Linked DNA regions of Homo sapiens: region 1 is linked to region 2. Evidence: read pairs that join two places in POLR2A ChIA-PET (ENCODE). Cell type or tissue: OCI-LY7. All regions are shown on one strand. Links, peaks and the distances in the headings refer to the core of each region. The heading gives the core; the rest is flanking DNA. Region 1 has its middle 23 kb from the start of VPS53-AS1. Region 2 overlaps VPS53 (VPS53 subunit of GARP complex).

Region 1 (15,182 bases), core at 6,193-11,192, 170 kb before region 2:
GAGGGATTTCACTTGCCCCAAGTCACACAGCTGATCCGAGACAGCTTGCTGAGAACAGAAAGTCGGCATCATCCCTCCACAGAAGGTAAAACCTGGCACGCGCCTGTGTGCTGGCAGGTGGTTCATTCATTCAGGGTCTGCGGGAAGAGATTGCAAAATCCACAGTGCACGGTCCTGGCCAAATGGTATTGCAAGTGTTACTGGGAAGGGGTCCCGATCCAGGCCCTCAGAGAGGATTCTTGGATCTTGGGCAAGAAAGAATTCAGGACGAGTCCATACAGTGAAAGCAAGTTTATTAGGAAAGTAAAGGAAAAAAAGAATGCCTACTCCTTACAGCAGTTCCGAGGGCTGCTGGTTGCCCATTTTTATGGTTATTTCTTGAGGATATGCTAAACAAGGGGTGGGCTATTCATGCCTCCCCGTTTTTAGACCATATAGGGTAACTTCCCGACGTTGCTGTAGCATTTGTAAACTCTCAGGGCGCTGGTGGGAGTGTAGCAGTGAGGACCACCAGAGGTCACTCTCATGGCCATCTTGGTTTTGGTGGGTTTCGGCCGGTTTCTTTACCGCGGCCTGTTTTATCAGCAAGGTCTTTATGACCTGTATCTTGTGCCGACCTCCTATCTCATCCTGTGACTTAGAATGCCTTCACCATCTGGGAATGCAGCCCTGTAGGTCTCAGCCTCATTTTACCCAGCTGCTATTCAAGATGGAGTCACTCCGCTTCACAGGCCTCTGATGCAGGGACACAGCTGTACCTCCTACCCCTTTGGATCCCACCATCTGCACAGCCCAGGTGGCATCGGAGGAGGAGTCTCAGTGCTTTCTGGGGTTGTAGAAAGACGGTTTGTTGGCAGTGGGAGGCCTGGACTCACTGGAGGGAATTTGCCAGCCAAGCATGAAAGCCTGGTTAGATTGGGAAAGGTGTCTGGGAAGATGGTGGTCCTGAGGTTGTCCTCTGGGTTCAGGAAGCCAGATCTACTTAAAGGACTTGCCAAGGTGCCACCCTGGCACTGAGGAGAGGTTCCTGTCACCCAGTGTGGCCTCCTTCTTTTGTTTTTGTTTTTGTGTTTTTTTGAGACTGAGTCTCCCTCTGTCGCCCAGGCTGGAGTGCAGTGGCGTGACCTTGGCTCACTGCAAGCTCCACCTCCCGGGTTCACGTCATTCTCCCGCCTCAGCCTCCCAAGTAGCTGGGCGCCCGCCACCACGCCCGGCTAATTTTTTGTATTTTTAGTGGAGACAGGGTTTCACTGTGTTAGCCAGGATGGTTTCGATCTCCTGACATCGTGATCCGCCCACCTCAGCCGCCCAAAGTGGTGGGATTACAGACGTGAGCCACCAGCTTTTTTTTTTTTTTAGACAGAGTCTCACTCTGTCACCCAGGCTGGAGTGCAGTGGTGCAATCTTGGCTGACTGCAACCTCCGCCTCCTTCAATCTGGGTTGAACTCCTGGGTTCAAGTGATTCTTCTGCCTCAGCCTCCCCAGTAGCTGGGACTACAGGGTGTACCACCCCACCTGGCTATTTTGTATTTCTTGTAGAGATGAGGTTTTGCCATGTTGGCCAAGCTGGTCTTGAACTCCTGACCTCAAGCAATCCACCCCCGTCCTTGGCCTCCCAAAGTGCTGAGATGACAGGAGTGAGCCACTGCACCCGGTCCTCCTCCTTTACAGATTTACAGATATGCTCAGAACTGACACACACAAGAAATCAGAGGGGCTTGGAGAGAATCCAGCCCCGGCACTGACACTGACGGAGAAGCTGAGGTAGAGACCCCGGTCCCATATGCAGATTCCCCCAAACCGTTCAGCCACCACCCCACCAATAAGCTGCACCAAACACTGACACCCCCCATGGCTCCCAGAGTTCTGTTCAGCCAATCAATTATGCTGAGGAGGGGGCCGGGTGTGGTGGCTCACACCTGTCATCCCAGCACTTTGGGAGGCCGAGGCAGGTGGATCACCTGAGGTCCGGAGTTCGAGACCAGCCTGGCCAACATGGTGAAACCCCGTCTCTACTAAAAATACAAAAATTTGCCGGGCGTGGTGGCGGGCACTTGTAATCCCAGCTACTCAGGAGGCTGAGGCAGGAGAGTTGCTTGAACCCAGGAGGTGGATGTTGCAGTGAGCCGAGATCGCGCCCTTGTCTTTAAAGAGCTCAAAGAGAAGCCTAAGCCGACTGGAAGAGACATGAGGTGAACCCAGGGAGCACCCGTGGCCTGGCCGAGGCTTCTCCTTGAACTCCTGGTATTCCAACCTGCCCAGGAGTCCTTCCGGGTGGGAGAGAAGGCGATTTTCTTTCTCCTTACATAAGAGCCATGCGGCTCAGCCCCTGGAAGTCAGGAGTGTTTCCATAGTCCTGAGCAGTGAGTCCACACAGCTAATCTGCTTTGGATTTTCGGAAGGGCCTCGCTACTGGGCCCATCATCATCCTGTGTCTTATCTTGATGTTTTCCAAAGGACATTGCTTAAAGAAACTCAAAGCAAACCCTGGGAAAGGCAGCCCATTCTACCTTTTCCAGCTCTGAAGACTGGCCTGCTTTTGAATAATAGCTGGGGTGCACCTAGAAATCAGGGGCGAATCACACAAAATGAGCGGGACCCAGGAGACCAGGGGCTTGCACAAGACAGGTCTCTTCTCAAAGCCGTCCTTCCAGAGCAGGACCGTCAGTCCCTCGCCTGGGTCATGGAGATGCGGTGTCCTCAGAGGACTCGGCTTCTGGCCCGAGGCCTCTCCCGGCAGGGTCTGAGAAACGAAAGCTGCCTCACCATGAATGCCAGTCCTGCGTTTTTGTTTTTTCTGCACTAAATTAAGCCGCTGCCCAAGTGGGAGTTAAGTCAGACAGGAAGAGGGCAGGACCCCCACACCGCTGCTGCGTACTGTTTCGGAACAGCTTGTCTTCCGTAAGCCCTGCCAGACAGTGGATTAAACACACCCCAGGCCCCGCATGCTGGCTGGTGCCCCGTGCCCGACACCGGCCCTCTCCCAGCCCCCAGGTCTTGGGCTGTTCTGTGGCTCATGATGTGTGGATTTGCCTGCTGTTGAACCAGGTCTTCTCTTTCCTTCATATGCACCTGTCAACCAAAATGCTTTTTGAAAAACAGAACTTTACAGCTGGGCATGGTGGCTCACACCTGTCATCTCAGCACTTCAGGAAGCCGAGGGGTGGGGATTGCTTGATCCCAGGAGTTTGAGACCAGCCTGGGCAACATAGTGAGTCCTCATCTCTACACTTTTTTTGTTGTTGTTTTGTTTTGTTTTTTAATAGAGACAGGGTCTCCCTCTGTCACACAGGCTGGAGTGCAGTGGCACGATCATAGCTCATTGCAGCCTTGAACTCCTGGGCTCTAGCAACCCTCCCACTTCTGCCTCCTGAGTTGCTGGGACCACTGGAGTGCACCCCCACATCCAGCCGTAAAGCTCTACTTTTATAATTTATGTTTATATTTTTATTGCTCTGTTCTCATAATTTATCATTTTTTTAACATTTATTTCTATTTTTGTAGAGACAGGGTCTTACCATCTTGCCCAGGCTGCTCTTGAACTCCTGGGCTCAAGCCATCCTCCCTCCTCGGCCTCCCAAAGTGCCGGGATTACAGGTGTGAGCCACCACACCCAGCCAACTACAAAATTTTTGTTAAAATTAGCCTGGCATGGTGGCCGCCTGTACCTGTAGTCTGAGATTCTCAGGAGGGTGAGCTCAGATTCTCATGAGGGTGAGGTGGGTGGCAGGTACCTGTAGTCTCAGATACTCAGGAGGGTGAGGTGGGAGAATCACTTGAGCCCACGTCAAGGCTGCAATGAGCTATGATCACGCCATCGCACTACTGGGTGGTAGAACGAGACCCTGTCCTAAAAATGTTTTTAACAAAAAGTTATTTTGTTCCTTAGTTTAGATTAAGGTGATAGTTTTCAAAGAACATTGAAAGGGACCTGTCATATTCAGTAAAGAAGCGAATTGAATTAAAAACACAAACCTGACAGAACACAGCCCATATGAGTGTACCCACACATGTTGGTGAGCTCGATTCATAACCCTGAGCCCCCGAGACTCACAAAGATGGCCTGAAACAGATACAGGCAAAGGGCTACCAAAGTTCTCGCTTTCAGGGCTATCAGGTCTGAAGGAACAGGCTGGCTTTCTTAGTTTTGTTTTGTTTTTTGTTTGTTTGGGTTTTTTTGTTTTTTGTTTTGAGACAGTGTTTTGCTCTCGTTGCCCAGGCTGGAGTGCAGTGGCACGATCTAAGCTCACTGCAACCTCCACCTCCTGGGTTCAAGTGATTCTCCTGCCTCAGCCTCCCGAGTAGCTGGGATTACAGAAGCCTACCAGCACACCCAGCTAATTTTTGTATTTTTAGTACAGACAGGGTTTCACCATGTTGAAATCAGCCAAGCTGATCTCAAACTCCTGACCTCAGGTGATCTACCTGCCTTGGCCTCCTGAAGTGCTGGGATTATAGGTGTGAGCCACTGTGCCCCGTTGGCTTTTTTTCTGATCTCTCAGTTGGGAGACCACCCGTTTGGCTGGAGTCGTGGGGTCTGGCCAGGTCCAAATGATGACACAAACCCAGACAGGAAGTGCAGCTGGCATCCATCAGTCCAGTGTGCCCAGTGTGGGGAGTCCCCTGATGCCAGTCAAACACGGCTCCACTCTGGAGGCCTCTTTGTAAGCTAAGAGCTGATTCTCCCAAATGCTCCCTAGTTACACAGAAAAGGACCTTCCTTGTCTTCTGCAAAATAAATCCAGGTGGGATTTGGCAAAGAGCTGGGGCACATGGCCTCCTCGGAGCTGCATCAATACACTTGCACTTCGGGCTCCGTTCTGCGTATTCGTGCTGGACGAGGACTTGCAGACCAGAAAAGTAGCCCTTGGGTGAGCAGTTGAAGTTAAGACCCTCGGCTCCTGGGCTGACTTGCTAGAAGGGCGTGCTGTCATTATCCCTGGGGATCAAACGTCTGGTCTGTGTGGCCACACTCCAAAGGCAGGCTCAAAGGTCTCCATGGTACTCCAGGGCCCCTTGAGGATTCGGGTCTGTGGGGGCTGCCCGGGAAGGGACGGAGAGCGAGGGCCCTTGGAGGCAGCCTGTTTGCTCCACACAATGACAGGTGACTTAGCTGTGTCCTTCCCGGGAGCCACAGTGGCTTCACGTACCCCTCTCCTATCCCCAGTTCAGAGCAGAATACATGCAGGCTGGAGGCAGCTGTGGTTTGCAGCCTGATACTTGCTGAAGACATTTACATGCTTTGAAGAAATGTGTTTCAGTTTTGGGTCTTTACTGAGAATGAGCCAGAGGGGGAAGAACTTGTGGTGAGGGAGGGTCTTATCTCTTCCCAGGCCACATCAGCCTGGGGCCAACTGGGGCAGTGTTGTTGCCCCTCTCCCCGCTCCCTTGTAGGACTTCCACCCCCACCTCCAACCACTGACAAGTACGTCTGGGAATCCCCGAAGATGTCTTTCATAAGCTCATAAATAAACCTGGTCACACTTATGGAATGCCTGCTCTTAATTTTCTTTTCTTTTTCTAGCCCTCACTGTCCTGGCCTCTGGTTCTGCTAAGGTGTGTGACGGTGGACCACCATGGTCCTCCGATTGGGTGCCCCTGCTACAAGTACCATCAGCCCCTGCAGCCTCTTGAGAGAGGTGACAGTGGTGGCACATGGGTACGGTCCCCTTGCCCTTTGCCCCTTGCCCCTTGCCAGGCACCGCCCAAAGCCCTGGGCACTGCTGCCGGTGCTGGTGGTGGCAGAGGCCCCTGTGGCTCTCGGGCATTAGCCTGTAGGTCTTCTGCTGCAAAGCGCCTCTCACCCCTCCTGGTTGCGTGGGTGGGGTGGTCCTGAAGCCCCGTGGCTTCCTTTATTTCTGCCTTCTCTGTAGAATTCAAACATGAACCCTGCAGGGCTAGACCAAGACACAAATATCAATTTCTAAAAACACCCCTTTGAGGGTTGGGCACGGCGGCTCACGCCTGTAATCCCAGCGCTTTGGGAGGCCGAGGCGGGTGGATCACCTGAGGTCAGGAGTTCGAGACCATCCTGGCCAACAGGGTGAAACCCCATCTGTACAAAAAATACAAAAAATAGCCGGGTGTGGTGGCGCATGCCTGTAGTCCCAGCTACTCAGGAGGCTGAGGCGGGAGGATTGCTTGAGCTCAGGAGAGATCAGTCTGGGCAACACGGTGAAACACCATCTCTACAAAAAATACAAAAACTAGCCTGGTGTGGTGCTGGGCGCCTGTAGTCCCAGCTGCTTGGGAGGCTGAGGTGGGAGGATCGCTGGAACCTGGGAGGCAGAGGCTGCAGTGAGCCAAGATCGCACCACTGCACTCCAGCCTAGGTGACACAGTGAGAGCCTGTTGAAAGAAAGAGAGAGAGAAAGAAAGAGAGAGAAAGGGAGGGAGGGAGGGATGGAGGGAAAAGGAGAGGAGAGGAGAGAAAGGCAAGGCAGAGGAGGGAGGGGAGCTTGGCCAAGGTGGTGGCACCTGGGAGGCTTATCTGGCATCCTGGCAGCAAGGCTGGGAGGCTGGTGGTGAGCACCTGGCCCATGCTGATCTTCCCACCTCCCTGGCCTCTACTGACGTGTAACTTGTTCTGCTCGGCCATTGAGTGCCACTCTCTGCTTTTTTTCTTTGAGACAGAGTCTCTGTGGTCCAGGCTGGAGTGCAGGAGTGCAATCTCAGCTCACTGCAACCTCCGCCTCCCAGGTCCAAGGGATTCTACTACCTCAGCCTCCAGAGTCACTGGGACTACAGGCACCTGCCACCACGCCCAGCTAATTTTTGTATTTTTAGTAGAGACATGGTTTCACCATGTCGGCCAGGCTGGTCTCACACTCCTGACCTCAAGTGATCCACTCGCTTCAGCCTCCCAAAGTTCTGGGATTACAGGCGTGAGCCACCGCGCCTGGCCATTCTCAGCAATTTAATTTAATTTAATTTTGAGACAGAGTCTTTCTCTGTCACCCAGGCTGGAGTGCAGTGGCATGATCTCAGCTCACTGTAACCTCTGCCTCCCAGGTTCAAGCCATTCTCCTGCCTCAGCCTCCCAAGTAGCTGGGACTACAGGCATGCACCACTACACCAGCTGATTTTTGTATTTTTAGTAGAGACAGGCTTTCGCCATGTTGGCTGGGCTGGTCTTGAACTCCTGACCTCGGGTGATCCGCCTGCCTCGGCCTCCCACAGTGCTGGGATGACAGGCAGGAGCCAGCACACCCAGCCCTACTGTCTGCTTTGGTGTCCACGTGCCGCCTGCTTTCCATTCTGCTTGTTCCAAATCCAGGTCTCAGCCAATGTGCTGGTCCTTTCACTACTTCTGGGAGCTTGGGAGCTCTTAGCAGCCATTACCTGCCCATGATTGGGTAGGAGGGACTCTGCGGTACACAGAGGCCTCCCCCTTAGGCCTTTCTAACTGGACAGCACCCTCAGGTCCTCACTCGCTGTCTCCTGGTGCCTTGTTGAACACAGAACTTTTCTCTGGGGGCTTCAGTCTCACAGGGGCATTGCTGGAAGCCAGACAGTGGCTTCTAGATTAGCATCCTCCTCAAGCTGATGGGGGTGCTTCTCCTACTGGGGCTCAGCCCAGAGTGCTGGGGCTCCGGGTTTCTTCTCAGGGACCTACAAGCCTTTAAGCCTCTCTGGCTTTTCTTTTCTCATCTGCTGGGCAAAATCCACTTTCTTTCTTTTTAGGTGGAAAAAAAATGTTTATGTCCAGATGCCCGGTCCCTGTGATGATAGTGTGGATTGGGTGCAAAAATGCTTCAGCATTTTGGTTCTTAACATTTAAAGGCAGATTTTTAGAATAAGAAAACAAACCAAAACAGCATTCCAACATTCTTACATTGATAGCACGGATTCCAAGACTTTTGTCTCTACTGCAGAATTACAAAAGTCTGCACAAGAATTCAAGCAATTATCTCGATACCATCTGCACCTGAGCGCAGTGCATAGACGAGGCCCCACCTGCTGCTGCGGAAAGGGGCAAAGAATAGAAAAACAACCACTTAACAGCAAAATGTGACTTCGCTACCTATCCAAAGGATGATCATTGATGTCCTGAGAGAACCAAGAAATCACGCACTGGAGGACCCCTGACCGGGAGGAAAGGCAGGGGTCTTTACTCAGTAGATCTTGAATAAGAACACTCTCTTGCAAGACACAGTTGGGTCACAGCTGGCCTTGTGCAATGAAAACCAAAGGGGAACTTCTGCTTACTGGGTTTCTACAGATAGAGATGAAACTACATCCTCTCTCTCAAGAAACAGGAAAAGCCACGCAGGATGAGTGAGGATGTGCGGTGGGTACCCACACACCCACCATGGGGATGTGCAGCAAAACCAACTGCAGCAGGTGTTTTGGCAAGAGCTAGCGGGCTTTTTTTGTTTGTTTGTTTTTTGAGACAGAGTCTCGCACTGTTGCCCAGGCTGGAGTGCAGTGGCACGATCTTGGCTCACTGCAAGCTCCGCCTCCCAGGTTCCAGCGATTCTCCTGCCTCAGCCTCCCGAGTAGCTGGGGTTACAGGCGCCGGCCACCACGCCCAGCTAATTTTTTGTATTTTTAGCAGAGACAGGGTTTCACTGTGTTAGCCAGGATGGTCTTGATCTCCTGACCTTGTGATCCGCCCGTCTCGGCCTCCCAAAGTGCTGGGATTAAAGGCATGAGCCACCACGCCCGGCCAGCTAGCGACATTTTAAATGTACACCTCCTTTAATCTGATTTTTCTCCTTTTTGAAACAGGGTCTCCCTGTCACCCAGGCTGGAGTGCAGCAGTGCAATCACAGCTCACTGCAGCCTTGACATCCCAGGGTTCAAGCGATCCTCCCGTCTCAGCCTCCCGAGTAGCTGGGACTACAGGAGCGCACCACCACACCCGGATAATTTTTTGTAGAGATGGGGTTTCACCGTGTTGCCCAGGTCACTCTCAAACTCCTGGGCTCAAGTGATCTGCCTGACTTGGTCTTCCAAAGTCCTGGGATTATAGGTGTGAGCCACCATGCCCAGCCTTAATCATTTTAAGTGGAAATGTAACCATTTTAGGATAATGTCCTACAAAAATGTGAGTACAAGCAAGCAAAGACATTTGCAGAAAGATTTTCACAGATGATGTGAGTCTAATGCCAAAAAACTAAACACAGCCTTTTGGCTATATTGCTAGAAGACTGGCTGTCTCAGTGTATTCACGCTGCTACAATAAAATGCCACGGACTAATTGATAAATAGTAGATCGTTGTTCCTTACAGCTCTGGAGGCCAGGACGTCGAAGATCAGGTGCTGACGGACTCCGTGCCCAGTGAGGGCTGCTCTTTGCTTCCAAGATGGCGCCATGTTGCTTGTTACATGGCAGAAGGCAGAAAGTCACAGGGTGTCACACAGCTCCCCTGCACCTCTTTATAAGGTCATAATCCCATTCTTGAGGCCCCTTCTTCATGATTTAACCACCTCCTAAGGGCCCCACATCTTAATACTATCACATCGGGGATTCACTTTCAACATAAGAATTTTGGAGGGACATATACATTCAAACCATAGCACTGATGACATAAATGATGGGACCGGGTGAAGTGGCTCACGCCTGTAATCCCAGCACTTTGGGAGGCCAAGGAGGGCAGATCACCTGAGGTCAGGAGTTTGAGACCAGCCTGGCCAGCATGGCGAAACCCTGTCTCTACTAAAAAATACAAAAATTAGCCAGGCGTGGTGGCGGGCGCCTGTAATCCCGGCTACTCAAGAGGCTGAGGCAGGAGAATCGCTTGAACCTGGCAGAAGGAGGTTGCAGTGAGCCGAGATCGCACCATTGCACTCCAGCAGCCTGAGGACAGGGCGAGGCTCCGTCTCAAAAAAAAGAAAAAAAATGATGGCATAGCTGAGCTATAAAGCACCAAGCAGCCATTAAAAATAATGAGTAGATCTATACATGGCAAGGGAAAAGTCCAAGATGTACAGTCAGCCTTCTGCATCTGCCAGTTCTGCAGCTACAGATTCAACCAACTCTGGAATGAAAATACAGAATTCTCAGGATGCTGAGAAGTCAAGACCCAAATTTTTGTGCCCACAGGTTCCACAGGGCTGACTCGGGGCCTGGGACCTGAGCATCCAGGATTTTGTTATCTGGCAGGTGGGGGGGCCTGCTTCATGTTAATTTCTTTTTTTTTTTTTTCCTTTGACAAAGTATCTCCTTTTTCCCACATACAGATACAGAGAAATCTTCACAGGAGAGTAGGACTTCTGATATATTTCCATGTAGTGGTTTTTTTTTTGTTGTTGTTTTTTGAGACAGTCTCACTCTGGCTGGAGTGAACTGGCATGATCTCAGCTCACTGAAAGCTCCACCTCCCGGGTTCAAGTGATTCTCCTGCCTCAGCCCCCCGAGTAGCTGGGATTACAGGCATGTGCCACCAAAACTGGCTAATTTTTTTTTTTTTCCCCTGAGATGGCGTCTCGCCTATTGCCCAGGCTGGAGTGCAATGGCGCGATCTTGGCTCATTGCAACCTCCGCCTCCCAGACTCAAATGATTCTCCTGCCTCAGCCTCCCAAGCAGCTGGGATTACAGGTGTGCGCCATGATGCCTGGCTAATTTTTTGTTATCTTTAGTAGGGATGGGCTTTCACCATGTTGGCCAGGCTGGTCTTGTACTCCTGACCTCGTGATCCGCCCGCCTCGGCCTCCCAAAGTGCTGGGATGACAGGCGTGAGCCACCGCGCCCGGCCCCACTGTACTTTAAAAATGAGCATTGCTACTGCAATATTATAGGGTAATAGCAGCACAGGCCACACTGAGCCATCAGTGTCGTCGGTTTTGAGAAGAGACCCGCTGGAGCCAGGCTCTTTAGCTCCTTCTGAGAAACCCTACGGAAAGAGGCGTGGAGCAGGCCCAGCCGGGAGCCCAGGGAGAGTGGACTCCGCACACCGAGACCCGCCTGAGCAGCAGAGAATGGCTTCCGGCTTCCGCACACCGAGACCCGCCGGTGCAGGGGTGAATGGCTTCCGGCTTCCGCACACCGAGACCCGCCGGTGCAGGGGTGAATGGCTTCCGGCTTCCGCACACCGAGACCCACCTGAGCAGCAGAGAATGGCTTCCGGCTTCCGCACACCGAGACCCGCCTGAGCAGCAGAGAATGGCTTCCGGCTTCCGCACACCGAGACCCGCCGGTGCGGGCTTCCTGGGACTTCCATTCTTGATTTGTTGGGGCAAGATTTTCTTTTGATTTCTGTGACTGTTCTCTGTGTAATCATTAAGAAAAAAATGTTATGATAAACTAACCATATTGGCTGACAGCCAGAGTGGTTAGGGGTGAGTAAGGTGTTGAGATTGAGGCCCTAGGAAAGGAAGGTGGAGCCATTTAGAAATGGGGAATTCAGCCGGGTGCGGTGGCTCATGCCTGTAATCCCCACACATTGGGAGGCCGAGGCGGGAGGCTCACTTGAGCCCAAGAGTTTGAGACAAGACTGGGCAATAGAATAAGACCCTGTCTCAAAAAAAAAAAAAAAAAAAAAAAAAAGAGAGAGAGACAAGAAAAGAAAAAAAGAAAAATGGGGGATTCAGGAAGGAAGCTGAGCTTACCTCGAGATGGTGCATATAAGCTAATGATGGGAGTTGGCTAGAAGACAGGAACTGAAAATTGGGGGGAGCTCAGGTGTAGCTGGTGTTTGCACCTGTGATGGCAGGTAAGTCCTCAGGAGCCTGGCATGAAAACAGGGGGCCTAAGACCTCGAGGCCTGGCCGCTGTCAAGGCTCAGAAGGAGAGGAGAGCTGGGGAAGGAGACTAAGAAGTCCCAGAGCCAGTAAAGCAGTTAAGGGAGAATTCCGGAGAGAGGAGGACTCACAGAGTTAAGGGAGAATTCCGGGGAGAGGGGGACTCACACAGTTAAAGGAGTATTCCGGGGAGGAGGACTCAGAGTTAAGGGAGGATTCCGGGGAGAGGGGGACTCACACAGTTAAAGGAGTATTCCAGGGAGGAGGACTCAGAGTTAAGGGAGAATTCCGGGGAGAGGGGGACTCACACAGTTAAAGGAGTATTCCGGGGAGGAGGACTCAGAGTTAAGGGAGGATTCCAGGGAGAGGGGGACTCACACAGTTAAAGGAGGATTCCAGGGAGAGGGGACTCACACACAGATGCCCCTCCACAGATGATGGGGTTACGTCCCAATAAACCCACTGTAAGTTACATTGTTAAGTCAAAAATGCATTTAATACACCTAACCTCCCCAATGTCATAGCTTAGCCTAGCCTACCTTAAACGTGCTCAGAACAGTTACATTATCCTGCAGTTGGGCAGGACAGATGTGAGCCGGGCTAGAAGGGCATCGGTGACCTTCGAGAGAAGGGTCAGGACAGATGTGAGCCAGACGAAGAACCTCAGTGACCTTCGAGAGAAGGAAATGTCAGGACAGATGTGAGCTGGGCTAGAAGGGCATCGGTAACCTTTGAGAGAAGGAAGGGTCAGGACACATGTGAGCCAGATTAGAATAACATCGGTGACCTTCGAGAGAAGGAAGGGTCAGGACAGATGTGAGCCAGATTAGAATAACATCGGTGACCTTCGAGAGAAGGGTCAAGACAGATGTGAGTCAGGCTAGAAGGGCATCGGTGACCTTCCAGAGAAGGGTCAAGACAGATGTGAGTCAGGCTAGAAGGGCATCGGTGACCTTCCAGAGAAGGGTCAAGACAGATGTGAGTCAGGCTAGAAGGGCATCGGTGACCTTCCAGAGAAGGGTCAAGACAGATGTGAGTCAGGCTAGAAGGGCATCGGTGACCTTCCAGAGAAGGGTCAAGACAGATGTGAGTCAGGCTAGAAGGGCATCGGTGACCTTTGAGAGCAGGGTCAGGACAGTGGTTGAGATGGAAGCTGACTTTCTAGAAGGGCATCGGTGACCTTGGAGAGCAGGGTCAGGACAGTGGTTGAGATGGAAGCTGACTTTGTAGAAGAGCATTGGTGACCTTCGAGAGCAGGGTCAGGACAGCGGTTGAGATGGAAGCTGACTTTCTAGAAGAGCACCGGTGACCCTCGAGAGCAGGGTCAGGACAGTGGTTGAGATGGAAGCTGACTTTCTAGAAGAGCACCGGTGACCTTCGAGATCAGGGTCAGGACAGCGGTTGAGATGGAAGCTGACTTTGTAGAAGAGCATTGATGACCTTCGAGATCAGGGTCAGGGCAGTGGTTGAGATGGAAGCTGACTTTCTAGAAGAGCACCGGTGACCCTCGAGAGCAAGGTCAGGACAGCGGTTGAGATGGAAGCTGACTTTGTAGAAGAGCATTGGTGACCTTCGAGATCAGGGTCAGGACAGCGGTTGAGATGGAAGCTGACTTTCTAGAAGAGCACCGGTGACCCTCGAGAGCGGGGTCAGGACAGTGGTTGAGATGGAAGCTGACTTTGTAGAAGAGCATTGGTGACCTTCGAGATCAGGGTCAGGACAGCGGTTGAGATAGAAGCTGACTTTCTAGAAGAGCATTGGTGACCTTCGAGAGCAGGGTCAGGACAGCGGTTGAGATGGAAGCTGACTTTCTAGAAGAGCACCGGTGACCCTCGAGAGCGGGGTCAGGACAGTGGTTGAGATGGAAGCTGACTTTGTAGAAGAGCATTGGTGACCTTCGAGATCAGGGTCAGGACAGCGGTTGAGATGGAAGCTGACTTTCTAGAAGAGCATTGGTGACCTTCGAGAGCAGGGTCAGGACAGCGGTTGAGATGGAAGCTGACTTTCTAGAAGAGCACCGGTGACCCTCAAGAGCGGGGTCAGGACAGTGGTTGAGATGGAAGCTGACTTTGTAGAAGAGCATTGGTGACCTTCAAGATCAGGGTCAGGACAGCGGTTGAGATGGAAGCTGACTTTCTAGAAGAGCACCGGTGACCCTCAAGAGCGGGGTCAGGACAGTGGTTGAGATGGAAGCTGACTTTGTAGAAGAGCATTGGTGACCTTCGAGATCAGGGTCAGGACAGCGGTTGAGATGGAAGCTGACTTTCTAGAAGAGCATTGGTGACCTTCGAGAGCAGGGTCAGGACAGCGGTTGAGATGGAAGCTGACTTTCTAGAAGAGCATTGGTGACCTTCGAGAGCAGGGTCAGGACGGTGGTTGAGATGGAAGCTGACTTTCTAGAAGAGCATTGGTGACCTTCGAGAGCAGGGTCAGGACAGCGGTTGAGATGGAAGCTGACTTTCTAGAAGAGCACCGGTGACCTTTGAGAGCGGGGTCAGGACAGTGGTTGAGATGGAAGCTGACTTTGTAGAAGAGCATTGGTGACCTTCGAGAGCAGGGTCAGGACAGTGGTTGAGATGGAAGCTGACTTTCTAGAAGAGCACCGGTGACCCTCAAGAGCGGGGTCAGGACAGTGGTTGAGATGGAAGCTGACTTTCTAGAAGAGCACCGGTGACCCTCAAGAGCGGGGTCAGGACAGTGGTTGAGATGGAAGCTGACTTTGTAGAAGAGCATTGGTGACCTTCAAGATCAGGGTCAGGACAGCGGTTGAGATGGAAGCTGACTTTCTAGAAGAGCACCGGTGACCCTCAAGAGCGGGGTCAGGACAGTGGTTGAGATGGAAGCTGACTTTGTAGAAGAGCATTGGTGACCTTCGAGATCAGGGTCAGGACAGCGGTTGAGATGGAAGCTGACTTTCTAGAAGAGCATTGGTGACCTTCGAGAGCAGGGTCAGGACAGCGGTTGAGATGGAAGCTGACTTTCTAGAAGAGCATTGGTGACCTTCGAGAGCAGGGTCAGGACGGTGGTTGAGATGGAAGCTGACTTTCTAGAAGAGCATTGGTGACCTTCGAAAGCAGGGTCAGGACAGCGGTTGAGATGGAAGCTGACTTTCTAGAAGAGCACCGGTGACCTTTGAGAGCGGGGTCAGGACAGTGGTTGAGATGGAAGCTGACTTTGTAGAAGAGCATTGGTGACCTTCGAGAGCAGGGTCAGGACAGTGGTTGAGATGGAAGCTGACTTTCTAGAAGAGCACCGGTGACCCTCAAGAGCGGGGTCAGGACAGTGGTTGAGATGGAAGCTGACTTTCTAGAAGAGCACCGGTGACCCTCAAGAGCGGGGTCAGGACAGTGCTTGAGATGGAAGCTGACTTGCTCGGCAGGAATGCATGTGGGGATGGGGGCAGTGGACTCCCTTGACGCACTAACAAAACCGACAGGCTGTGGGGGGGAGTGGCATCAGGAAAAGCAGGGGGACCCCTGTTCACTTCTGCAAGCA
Region 2 (5,000 bases), core at 1-5,000:
ACCACTGGTTTAGTGTATGAGTATTAGCCCTTTAGCAGGGTTATAAGTATCCTTTAGAATGGGGACCAAGGATATGAACAGCACTCCTATAGAGCCCATAGCTGAGCCAATCATCCATTTGGTTTACCGGGGACACGCTGCGTTTATGATTCAGTATAGTTATTAACAGCTCCCTCTCCTTCTCAAAGTGACTCTGGTGATAAATCATATGGTCACCTCACCTACAGCACCTAAGCAAGGCTATGGCACAGTGGGACCTTGACAAATATTGCCCACTGATTAAAAGTATCATGGTGCACCTGTAAGAGTGCTGGTGCTGAGGCTACCGCTCTGAATAAGTGCGCTCATAACCATTCCTCTAACTTCAGGCCCAACCATGAGCAGTGGTTCAAAATCACAGCTTCATGCTTTCTGTAAGTATTCTCTATTTGGCTTAAACAGAGTCTAATATCCAAGATGCTACATGGGATCAGTAAATTCTAAAAAAGTTTCAATCGTGGAGTAAAAAGTGCAACAGAGGCCTCTGTAGGCAACTGACCACTAGAAAGGACTGATCTTTTTCGACACAGCTCACATGGAATTCTGTGATACTGCAGGTCATGTCATGTTATGGTGACATGCTAATGGGACCATAGCTACTGTGTTCTAGACAAACACCCTAAAACATATGACATGCAGCTAAGAAAGGCAAAAAAGGGGCTAAGTTATACACTTAGGTCTCACATATGAAGAAGTCTGCATGATCCTATCTCAGAGAAAGGGTTTCTATCCCTTTCTCTCTTACATTAAACCTGGCATCCTACCAGAACTGTCTCTGCTGAAGGTATCGCTTTTTTCTTCCAGCAAACAAATAAGACTCACACAATCTTACATGTCACAGTCTCCAAGATAGATAAACTATGTGCCAGACTTTTTTCGGGCTGGAATACTTTTGCTTGTTTTAATAAGGTACTGAAGTTGGGGAAATGTACTATAATTCATTTTGCAGAGTTTAAAAACTCCTCTGAAGCACTGGTGCTATCAGGCAAGTCCATTCTCAACACACACCCTAATATTTGACATCTAACCTCTGATCATGAGTCATATAGAAAGATTGTTTTGCAACTGGAAGAATCATGGGTCCTACAAGAAGTTAAGGTTTTTTTAAGAAACACAAAAATACCTTCACTACCTGGCTAATCAGAAATGTGCTGAAAGAATCACTCTGGCACTGTCCCTAGACACTTTTTAAAATAAAAACGTGGTTGGCCGGGGGGGCAGTAGCTCACACCTATAATCCCAGCACGCTGCAAGGCTGACGGTGGATTACTTGAGGCCAGGAGTTCAAGACCAGTCTGACCAACATGACGAAACTCCGTCTCTACTAAAAATACTAAAAAAATTAGCTGTGTGTGCTAGTACATGCCTATAGTTCCAGCTACTCCGGAGGCTGAGGCATGAGAATCACTTGAGCCCAGGAGGCGGAGGCTGCAGTGAGCCAAGATTGCGCCACTGCACTCCAGCCTGGGTGACAGAGACATACTCTGTCTTAAAAAAAAAAAAAAAATTAGGCCAGGTGCGATGGCTCATGCCTGTAATCCCAGCACTTTGGGAGGCTGAGGCAGGTGGATCATGAGGTCAAGAGATCAAGACCATCCTGCCCAACATGGTGAAACCCCATCTCTACTAAAAATACAAAAATTAGCTGGGTGTGGTGGCGCATGCCTGTAATCCCAGCTACTCGGGAGGCTGAGGCAGGAGAATCACTTGAACCAGGGAGTCGGAGGTTGCAGTGAGCTGAGATGGTGCCATCGCACTCCAGCCTGGTGACAGAGCGAGACTCCATCTAAAAAAAAAAAAAGAAGAAAAAAAAGTAATAATAAAAAAATTAAAAGGTGGCTACTTTCCATTCCAAGCTGTATGTGGATTAAAAACAGAACTAATCACTCCCAAAAATGTCTGCATTTAATCTACCCCACTAGAGTTTCTGAACGGAGCACTGGAGCTACAGCTTACGTCTAAAGGTGTTATAAAGCAGTGACTGTTGTGGCCCTTTTTAGGACTCAAATTCTATACACACACAGCCTGCATCCTAAAGTGTTATAAAGCGGCGACTGTGTTTAATCTGCCCCTACTGGAGTTTCTGAACTGGGCACTGGTGAACTGGGCACTGGTGAACTGGGCACTGGTGAACTGGGCACTGGAGCCACAGCCTGTATCTGACGGTGTTATAAAGCGGTGACTGCCGTGCTCCTCTTTTAAGACTCAAATTCTGTAAACAGGAGATGAAAAGCAACCCACTGAATTAGCCTAGAAGGCTCAGCAAAACCAATTCCAGCATCTTTGTATTTCTGTGCATCCTAATGGTAACCACTACTCTGAATTCTCCTTGCCTCCTGGAGGAGACGGTGAGCAGGCTCTCAAAGCCACAGGAGGTCACGTGTGGAAGATAAGGAGTATGGAACCTGGCACAGACTCTCCTGCTTTCTTCTTTCTCTTTTTCCTTTTTTTGCAGAACTGTTGTCTGCCACGTTAGTAGACAGAGGGGCTCTGATTCATTGGCAGTGCCTTAAGAAATGAGCATCCCTCTGGCTCTCAGGTCCATCTAATTTTGCAGTCTGCGCCATCAGAGAATGATGCTGCCTTTATCCTGTGAGTCCGCAGGCAGCCTTTCAGAGATTTTAAACCGAGATCCCCTTTGTGGCCACTGCAGGAAGGAGGAAAGGTTGTTCATTTTCCGAAGAGCTGGTATGGCTTTAGACTATTCTGTGAAAAAATAAGGTGCTATTATTCACGGTTACTGGGGAGAAAATTAGATTTTTCCACTATTTTGCTACCATTTCTGTTTTCCAACTTGACATCTATCTGCTGGTTCCCTTTTCTATTATATGGAAAAGCAACGTGCTGGGCCAGGTGCAGTGGCTCACGCCTGTAATCCCAGCACTTTCGGAGGCCGAGGCAGGCAAATCACCTAAGGTCAGGAGTTAGAGACCAGCCTAGCCAACATGGTGAAACCCCGTCTCTTCTAAAAATACAAAAACTAGCCAGCCATCATGGTACACACCTGTAATCCCAGCTACTGGGGAGGATGAGGCAGGAGAATCGCCTGCACCTAGGAGGTGGAGGTTGCAGTGAGCCAAGATTATGCCACTGCACTCCAGCCTGGGCAACAGAGTGAGACGGAGAAAGAAAAGAAAAGAAAGAAGAAAGGAAAAGGAAAAGGGAAGGGAAGGGACAAAAAGAAGGAAGGAAGGGAGGGAGGAAGGAAAAAGAAAAAAAGAAAAGAGAGACAGGAAAGAAAGAGGAAAGAAAGAAAGAAAAGAAAGAAAAGAGAAAGAGGGAGGGAGGGAGGGAGCAACATGCTGTATGAGTTACAAGCAAGGGATTTTCAACTAGCAGACTGGGATTCAAACCTTGGCTCTGCCAGTTACTGTGTGATTTCTGTCAAGCCTCTTATCCTCTAGGAAGTAGTTTCATAATTTCCAGAATGCAAATTCTATCAGCTACCTGAAAGGTAGTAAGGAATGTGAGAGTAGAAAATATGTTTGGAATCGTTTACCCAACACTCTTCCCCTCCGCATGCGAAATCTTCCTTTCACCGTGTTTCTACAGAGTCTGCTGTCCAAGAGCTGACCAGGCCCTCGTTGGAGCAGTTTTCCCATGACTTTTTTTTTTTTTTTTTGAGACAGAGTCACGCTTCGTCGTGGCATGATCTCAGCTCACTGCAACATCCGCCTCCTGGGTTCAAGTGATTCTCATGCCTCAGCCTCCTGAGTAGCTGGGATTACAGGCACCCGCCACCACACCCAGCTAATTTTTGTATTTTTAGTAGAGACGGGGTTTCACCATGTTGGCCAGGACGGTCTCCATCTCCTGACCTCATGACCCGCTTACCTCGGCCTCCCAACATGCTGGGATTACAGGCGTGAGCCACCAGAATGAGAATTGGGAAAAAGAGTTTGTCTTTCGCGGGTGGTAGGAGTCCCAAGAAGTGAAACTGAGTTAGAGAGCAGCTAGGTTCCCCAGGAAGGGCAGGAGGCTGGACTACAGGTAGAGATGATGAGGGTGACACACACACACACACACACACACACACACACACACACACACAATCTCTCTCTCACACAATCTCAATCTCTCTCTCTCTCTCTCTCTCTCTCTCTCTCTCTCTGAGCTTTACTCCCGTCTTTGGCTTCAGCTGTTTGACAAGCCCAGCTGAGACGCTATCCTTCTGGCGGTCACACTTGTTGAACTTCTTCAAACGAGACACAACAGGATCCTTCCAAATAATCCCCCTTTTGCCTAAGCCCGTTTGAATTGGGATTTTTGTCTTCTGCAACCAAGAGAGTCTTGAATGAGTTTATAAAGCACTCAGCTCACAGAAAGTGCTCACTTAATGGCAACTATTAGTATTCCCACATCTCCTAGATGGAGTAGGATATTTCAGATGAGACTACCCTCTAAGAATCAGAGGTTGTTACTCATCTTTTAGAGCTTTGTAAATAAGATGGCTAAGTTCAGTATCTGCAGGCAGACTCAGAAGAACGGCTCATGGATTAAGAGGATGGAATCTTTGAACCATGCTGAAAATGAGACATTCTCCAGAAAAAAATTGAAGTCTTTTGTTCATTCATTCAATTAAAAAGTGAGTGCCTATTACATGTACTGTGCTAGATACTGAGAGAAAAAGATCACTAGCTAGGGAATGTATCTTTAAAGGGCTTGTAAGGAATACATGTCTGAATTATACACAAAATGATACAAAGAGCGATGAATAAAGAATGGCAGCGGCCGGGCGCAGTGGCTCACGCCTGTAATCCCAGCACTGTGGGAGGCTGAGGAAGGTGGATCACGAGGTCAGGAGATCGAGACCATCCTGGCGAACACGGTGAAACCCCGTCTCTACTAAAAATACAAAAAATTAACCGGGCGTGGTGGCGGGCGCCTGTAGTCCCAGCTACTCGGGAGACTTAGGCAGGAGAATGGCGTGAACCCAGGAGGTGGAGCTTGCAGTGAGCCGA

The links. ChIA-PET counts read pairs that join two places held together with the same protein. Peaks named below come from ENCODE experiments on the same cell type or tissue, not always from the same donor. Only the 100,000 strongest peaks of a DNase experiment are listed, where the experiment ranks them.
Region 1: POLR2A ChIA-PET joins it to region 2 with 9 read pairs; 6 of 35 experiments call an interaction of 5 or more read pairs at or near these places.

Annotation. Positions count from the first base shown.
Region 1 is chr17:492,115-507,296 of GRCh38, forward strand. No RefSeq gene overlaps it. Among named protein-coding and RNA genes, the nearest start is that of VPS53-AS1, 23 kb to the right of the region's middle. In OCI-LY7, for the core only: no CTCF peak of the experiment used is centred there; DNase peaks (open chromatin) are centred at 8,257 and 11,097; H3K4me3 peaks cover 1,141 bases; H3K27ac peaks cover 2,931 bases.
Region 2 is chr17:668,063-673,062 of GRCh38, forward strand. All of the region lies in intron 4 of VPS53 (VPS53 subunit of GARP complex), which reads right to left. Among named protein-coding and RNA genes, the nearest start is that of VPS53, 44 kb to the right of the region's middle. In OCI-LY7, for the core only: no CTCF peak of the experiment used is centred there; no DNase peak of the experiment used is centred there.